2 separate regions of the Homo sapiens genome follow, and region 2 is linked to region 1. A link is an interaction called in ENCODE POLR2A ChIA-PET data of the cell type or tissue named here. Cell type or tissue: GM12878. All regions are shown on one strand.

Region 1 (4,000 bases):
CCATTTATAGTTAATATAAGTATTGATAGGATTGTGTTTAGGTCTGCTATTTTGCTATTTGTTTTCTATTCATTTCATCTGTTTTCTTTTTTTGTTGGTTTCTGTGTACCTTCTTTCCTGCTTTATTTTGTATCAGTTTTTTTTAAAGCATTCTGTCTTAATTCCTCTGTTAGCTTTTTAGCGCGCTCTCTCTCTCTCTCTGTGTGTGTGTGTGTGTGTGTGTGTGTGTGTGTGTGTGTTTTAGGGGTTGTTCTAGAGTTTACAGTATGTATCTAATCTTAATTATAGGAACCTTGCAATTTTATGTGTACATTTACCTCCTTAATGAAGTTGCTTTCCTTAAATATGACGTTCATGTTTTCACATATATTGTGGTCTTGTTTGCACATATATTACATTGTTTTTAATCTTCATGTTGTAGATCTCTAAATATATTGTTTTTAATTTTTGCCTTATAGAATTTTAAAGAAATTAAGAACAGAAAATAGATATAGTCTTTAATATTTATCCTTATGTTTACCTTTTCTGGTCCTCTTCTTCCTATGATCCAAGTTGGTATTTCCTTTCAAACTGAAGAATGTCCTTAAGCTCATCTTTACAGTGTAGATCTGCTAGTGATACATTCTCTTGGTTTTTTAGTATCTAAAAAATGTACTTTTGTATCTTTTGTCTCCTTTTTTCAAGGAGAGCATCATTGGATATAGAATTCTTAAAGGTTTTTTTTTTTTTAAATTATCGGCACTTTGAATATGTTGTTCCAGTGTCTTCTTGCTTCCATAGTTTCTGACCAATAGTCAGCAGTTACTCTTTGCTCCTGTATAACGTATAATTTGTTCTGTTTATTTTCAAAATTTTTCATTATTGGTTTTCAGTATTTGAACTATGATGTGTATAGTTATGATTTCTTAGTGTTTCTTCTGCTTGAGGTTCGTTGAACCTCTTGGATTTGTAAACTAATGTTTTCCACCAAATTTGGGAAGTTTTTGGTTATTATTCAATTTTTTCTTTAGATCTTTGTTTCTTCTCATTTAGGGTTTTGCTGAACTGTTTCTTATTGCACAAGTTTCAGGCGTTTTTCATATTTTCTTCTGTTTTTCTTTGTGTCCTATGGACTAGAAAATTTCTATTGATCTAGCATCAATTTCATTTGAGTTTTTCCTGCCCCCTCCAATCTGCTTTTATGCCTACATTAAGCTAATTTTTATTTTAGTAATTATTTTTTCAGCTTTATTATTTCTTTTTTTTTCAGTTTCTTTTTCTCTTTTGAAATTTCCTGTTTGTGCATTCGTTATTATTATATTTAATTCTTTGAATTTTTTTTTTTTTTTGAGATGGAGTCTTGCTCTGCCACCTAGGCTGGAGTGCAGTCGCGCAATCTCAGCTCACTGCAACGTCCGCCTCCCAGGTTCAAGCGATTCTCCTGCCTCAGCCTCCCGAGTAGCTGGGACTATAGACACCCACCACCATGCCTGGCTAATTTTTGTATTTTTAGTAGAGATGGGGTTTCACTATATTGGCCAGGCTGGTCTCAAACTCCTGACCTTGTGATTTGCCTGCCTCAGCCAACCAAAGTACTGGGATTACAGGCGCGAGCCACTGCTCCTGGCTTTAAACATATTTTTAATAGCTACTTTCGAGTCTTTATCTGCTGGATGTAATATCTGGCTCTGCTTAGAGTCAGTTTGTATTGACTTATTTTTTCGTCCTAAGTTAGTTCCACTTTTCAAAGCTGGACCTTAATGATAATATGTTGTAGTGAAAGATTATTTTACATTTGTTGATGATTTTTGGGATCTTTTAGTTTGGGATTTTATAGATTTTTGGTGTTTGTAAATAACCCATTTTCTGTGAAATCATTATTGTAGAAAGATTTATAAGAATGAGAATTGCATTATTGTCTTGGGATTGGGCCTGGATATTATAAAGTCAAGGCATTATTTTCTTTAATTTCTCAACTTGAGTATCGCAGATGAAAACCTTTATCATTTGGAATTGATCTCAGTATAATATATCAAAGTAAATTGTGATTATCAGTTATTAAGCAATTGCCATGTATCATATATGGTGTTAAGCACCTTATATACACATTTGGATTAATCCTCACAATAGCCTCAATATTCAAATATTGGAAATTGAGATAATTACCCATCTGAATCAGGTAGCTAATAAGTTAGAACTGTAAGACACACTGACTTCAGAGTCCTGGCTCTTTAGGTTTATGTCGTCTTACCTTCCTTTTTGGTTGCTGTCATGTGGTTTTAAAGGTTTTTCTTATAATCCTAATATTTCTCATGATTTTGGATGATGGGTTACTGGTCAGCTTGGATGTGCAGTTAATAGCATAGCATACCATATGATTTCATAGTATACCATACCATTTTTTTAGGGCAAAAATTTAGATTATTTTCTATAACCCAATTCTAGCTTTAATGATTGCCTTTGGTGTTGTGGTAGATTAATATTGATAATTTAGAGTAGTATTGATCAACATTTTAAATGTCACAAAATGAATAGTGTTTCTGTTTAATCTTATTTGCTCTATGCAACAGATAGCTTAGTTTTTTTAAGAAAACGTCTTGAATTTCTTTTGAAAATTATATTTCATATAGTAGATGTTTAACACATGAGTATCCTGGGACATTTGTCTGACAAACTCTCTTTATTCAGGTACAGCCATTTAAGGGTCCAGATTGAACCAGGTTACTCATTAGTCTCATTTTACCTCACTTATCATCTCATTTTTTAACACGTATATCTGCCAGAGTTTTCTTTGTAAAATGTAGAAGTTTTGTTTTTCAGTGTGGAAAAGCCACTGGCAGTGATTCAAGTGGTGTCATTGATCTCACAATGGATGATGAAGAGAGTGGAGCTTCACAAGGTACTTCAATAGTAATTGTACTAAGCAACGTTTTGATACCATTTTTTTTGTCTTAATACGGTACAGTATTCTACAAAGACAGATGTTTATGGCATTATGCTTGGTTTATTTGTGTTCTTTTTGGAATGGAAGTTTTTTAGATTAGAATTTTAAAATTTGGCCAGGTGCAGTGTCTCACACCTGTAATCCCAGTGCTTTGGGAGGCCAAGGCAGGAGGATCGAGGCAAGAGGTCAGGAGTTTGAGACCAGCCCGGGCAATGCGGTGAAACCCCGTCTCTATAAAAAATTTAAAAATTAGCTGGGTGTGATGGCATGTGTCTGTGGTCCCAGCTGCATGGGAGGCTGAGGCAGGAGGATAGCTTGAGCCTGGGAGGTTGAGGCTGCCGTGAGCTGTGTTTATGCCACTGCATTCCATCCTGGGTGACAGAATGAGGCCCTGTCTCAAAAAAAAAAAAAAAAAAAAAAAAGGATAGAATCAAATCTTAAATGAGTATGAACAATGTGTAGAGGAAAACAGCAATTAAGAGAATATTGTAATTTTTGGAGTACCTCTGTTTTTGTATCTGTTATTTCACTTGATCCTTGCAAAAAAATCCTGTAATACTCATTTTAGACTTGAGGAAACTTGTTAGCCTTAGAGAAAACAATTCAGACTCAGTAAGGGTCTTGGGAGTAAAATCCAGCTCTTCTGTCTCTACATTAAATGTTCTTTTTCTCTCTCTGTTTATGTTTCAGTGCAGATACTGTATATATATGTATTCATTTAATTTTGGTCATTTGAATTAATTTCTTTTATCTAGCATTATATAAATAAAAATAGAAGTAATTTCTAAAAACGTTCACATCCAAAATAATAATGTTCTGAGTTATAATATTTAGAAACTGTAAACCATATTCCTAGTTATTCTGCAGTGTTAATAGGTGTTTCATGAATATAAAGTTCCATGGTTAAGTATGTTTGGAAAATGCTGAGTTTAAAGTTAAATTGATTTTTTTCTTAATGCAGACTTCTCTGAGCCTTTACTATGCTAATTTATAATGTAAATCTCCAAGAATGATTTAAGATATAAAGTATTTCTCAAACTTACTTGGCTGTGCAAAATAACGTTCAGCTACATATCT
Region 2 (4,000 bases), 74 kb before region 1:
CTTCATCCATAGATTTATTTCTGATTGTGAATTTATTAGTTTTTTCCTGAATTATTTAAACTTGTTTTATCAATAGGACATATCTCTTTTTTTTGTTCTATTACTTGATTTTCAACTTGAATTCTTTTTTATATGTCATATATAGGTTTTATATGTATACCTACCCTTTTTTGTGGTACTATTTGCCTAGCGTATCATTTTCTATCCTTCTGTTTCAACCTTTCTATGCTGTTACTCTAAGGTATGTCTCGTTTATAGTGCATAGCTAATGATATTTTTGTTGTTTTACACGCTTGAAACCCATCAGGTTTTTCCCTGATTGATAATTTTCTTTATTTTTGCCCCATATTCTGCAACCTGTTAGTTAACTTACACATTGCAATTATCTGGATAAATAACATATTTATTTTAAAGATGATTGATCCTCAGTTATTTCAGCCTGCTCAAGAGTTTTACTTGTTTTTTGGAGCTTTGCTAATTTCCTTATCTGAATTTCTTCATAGGTTCTTCTGCTGTCTGGTCTTGTACTTATATTTATATATAATCATTTTAGCAAAGGTCTGCATTCTCTGTCTTTGCTCAGAAGTAATATATTTATTTCCTCACTCTTGCTGACTGCTAGCTTTGCTAGCTGTAGAATTCCACAGTGAAAATAACTTTTCCCATGAATTTTGAGGATATTGTTTTTTTTTTAGCTTTCAGTATTGCTGATGACAAGTCTGATGCCAGTTTAATTCTTTCTCTTCTGTAGTTAAATGATATTCTAAGTTATTAATATTTCCCTATAATGATTTTCTGAAATCTTATTGCAGTATGCCTAGGTGTCAAAAAATTTTATTTTGCTTATTTTAATTTAGTTTGTTTTGGGATTCAATAGACCTTTATTATTGGAAAACTTGTATATTTTTTCAGCTTTGCTGATTTTTTTTAATTTTCTTATTTTTTCCCTCCTTTTTTTCTTGTTTCTTTTTTTTTAGAAACTTGACTTAATTGAAAGTTGTTGCTTCTGGGTATATTTCTTATGTGTTTGTTTGTTCTTGTGAGTGTAATATCTTCTCATACACTTAGAGGATTTTTTAATATACTATTTTAAAATGTCTTCTGTTTATTCTCCTACTAATTAGCTAGTGTTTTTTGTGGGATTTGGCACCTGACCTTTTGTTTGAATTCTTGAATGTATTCATTTTTGTATTTGAGATTTCCTGTTTTACTTTGGCTGGATGCTGATGGTTCAGGTGATTGTGAGTGGTGGGGAAGTGGTACTTGCTACACATGGGATATGCTGATAATTTGTCTTTGGGATGGTAGCCTCCATGTCTCTCCGGGGACATAGTGTCTATATAAGTTACTACCCTAGCTGCATTCACAAATGTGACTGCTGCCCTGGTTTAGCACTAGCATGGAAGAGAGAATGTCTGATGAACTTAACTGTTCAAATACCAATTACATGAGTGAATTTTCATGTGATGATTCACACTGGCGTATCAGGTCTAAATTGAAAGTCTGTATTTGTATCGCCTTGTCTCTGTGTAAGTGAGGTACTTTTAACTAGTTTGACATTTATCCTTTTAGTCTTTAAAATATCACTTGCATGCCTGTATACATGTTTAGATTTTTGTGTGTTTTAAAATATAATGGCATAAAACAGGAAACATTTATTGACTGCTTACAGTATCTAAGTACTTTCTATTTATTATGTCATTTAATTCCCATAACATTTCCATGAAGACAGACTTTGTTATTTCAGTTTCATAGATGATTTTACTGAGGTAAGGAGAAGATATATATTTTAGATAGATAACCAGGAAATTAATAGGATTAATATTTAAAAAGGTATGTCTGGTCCTGGTATTTGCACTATTAATTGCAAGAGTTCTGCTTTTTTGGTGTGCTTGATAATATTTCTCAGAGATTTTTTTTTTAATTCCTGGGATATTAAGGGCTTTTGTTTTTGTATTTTCTATGACAGTGCAGCACTAGGCATCCTGATATATTCCTTTGTAAAACATGTTGATACATTGTTAGATAGATACCTTAAAGGTCCTTTGCTGTGTCAAAATGATGCACAATTCCTGCTTGTTTGTCCTTAAAAATGGATGTGACAGTTAACTCTTCTGCTCATGGTACATAAGACCACTCATTTCTGTATATTAATGCTAACCACAAGTAGTTGCCAATCTGATGTTTAAAAATGTATTTTCTCTTTCTGTTTTGTCTTTTTTTGATGATTAGGTTGAATGCCTTTTCTTGTATATGTTGTTTTATGAATTGCCTGCTCACGTTTCTGTATTTTTTTTCCAACTGTTTGTCCTTTTCATTCACTAATAGATTTTCTTTTTTATTCTGAATACTAATCCTATATCACTATGCCATTTTTTCAAGTATTTCTCCTAACTTGTGGTTACTTGTAGTACTTTCTGTGCCTTTGAATATTTATATTATTTTATGTCTAGTGTCTTTGCTATTATGCTTAACTGCTATTTTGATAGATTTTCCACTATTTATTTCAAAATCCATTTCTTCCTTATTTGTTACGTTTTGTTTTGTTTTTGTTTGAGACAGAGTCTTGCTCTTGTCACCCAGGTTGGAATATAGTCGTGTGATCTCGGCTCACTGCAACCTCCGCCTCCTGGGGTTCAAGTGATTCTCCTGCCTCAGCTTCCTGAGTAGCTGGGATTACAGGTGTCTGCCACCACGCCCGGCTAATTTTTGTAATTTTAATAGAGATGGGATTTCACCATGTTGGCCAGGCAGGTCTTAAACTCCTGAGCTCAGGTGATCCGCCTGCCTTGGCCTCCCAAACTGCTGGGATTAGTGGCGTGAGCCATCGTGCCTGGCCTTTCTTTCTTGTTTGTGATGCTTCTCTGTCATAGTTACCTTTTTTATTGTTTGTGTCTGTCTTTTGGATGATTATTCTGTTGTACTCTTTTTTTTTTTGTACTTAAGATAATAATGCTTTGTTATATGCTGTCACATCTGAGAGGGCAAACATTTTTCATTACTTTTGGTTTTCAATTTTTTCCCTGTTTTTAGCATTGTTTCACTTAGAGATTAAGCTTTTTTTTTTTTTTTTTTTTTGATATGGAATCTCGCTGTGTCGCTCAGGCTGGAGTGCGATGGCGCTGGGCTCACTGCAGTCTCCACCTCCTGGGTTCAAGCAGTTCTCCTGCCTCAGCCTCCCGAGTAGCTGGGGTTACAGGCATCCACCACCATGCCTGGCTAATTTTTGTATTTTTAGTAGAGACGGGGTTTTACCTTGTTGTCCAGGCTGGTCTCTAACTCCTGACCTCGTGATGCGCTTGCCTCGGCCTCCAAAAGTGCTGGGATTACAGGCGTGAGCCACCGCGCCTGGCCTCAGAGTAAGTTTTAAAAGCTAGTCATGCTACAAAATATCTAGGTGGAATTTTCTTTTTTTTTTCTTTCTTTCTGTCTGTCTTTCTCTCTCTCTTTTTCTTTTCTTTTCTTCTTTCTTTTTTTTTTTTTTTTTTGAGATAGGGTCTCGTTCTGTAGCCCGGACTGGAGTGCAGTGGCATGATTATAGTTCACTGCAGCCTTAACTTCTGGGGCTCAAGTGATTCTCCCACCACAGCCTCCCAGGGAGCTGGGGCCAGAGACACATGTCACTATACCTGGCTAATTTTTAAATTTGTTGTTGAGATGGGGTCTCGCTGTGTTGCCCAGACTGGTCTTGAATTCCTGGGCTCAAGCAATCCTCTTGTCCCAGCTTTCCAAAGTGTTGGGATTATAGGCATAAGCCACCATGCCTGGCTATAGTTACTTTTAAAAATTCCCCTTTTTTTTCTTTAGTCACCTCCCTGACAATACTTCTAATAAATTTTATCCAGGAAGAATTGATTTTTTTTTTACATTGAGTCTTAGCTCTAATATTTCATAAGACAGTTCTAATATGTCATGTAAGTGTTTCTAGATACATTTTTCTTGCCATTCTGATTTTTTTTTTTTTTTTTTGAGACAAAGTCTCCCTCTGTCACCCTGGCTG

The links. Peaks named below come from ENCODE experiments on the same cell type or tissue, not always from the same donor. Only the 100,000 strongest peaks of a DNase experiment are listed, where the experiment ranks them.
Region 2: POLR2A ChIA-PET joins it to region 1 with 6 read pairs; 3 of 35 experiments call an interaction of 5 or more read pairs at or near these places.

The regions. Positions count from the first base shown.
Region 1 is chr12:14,473,091-14,477,090 of GRCh38, forward strand. ATF7IP (activating transcription factor 7 interacting protein) reads left to right here. Exons shown (of 15, transcript NM_018179.5): 11 at 2,800-2,878. Among named protein-coding and RNA genes, the nearest start is that of PLBD1-AS2, 55 kb to the right of the region's middle. In GM12878, no CTCF peak of the experiment used is centred here; no DNase peak of the experiment used is centred here.
Region 2 is chr12:14,398,658-14,402,657 of GRCh38, forward strand. All of the region lies in intron 1 of ATF7IP (activating transcription factor 7 interacting protein), which reads left to right. Among named protein-coding and RNA genes, the nearest start is that of ATF7IP, 35 kb to the left of the region's middle. In GM12878, no CTCF peak of the experiment used is centred here; no DNase peak of the experiment used is centred here; H3K4me3 peaks cover 1,010 bases; H3K27ac peaks cover 505 bases.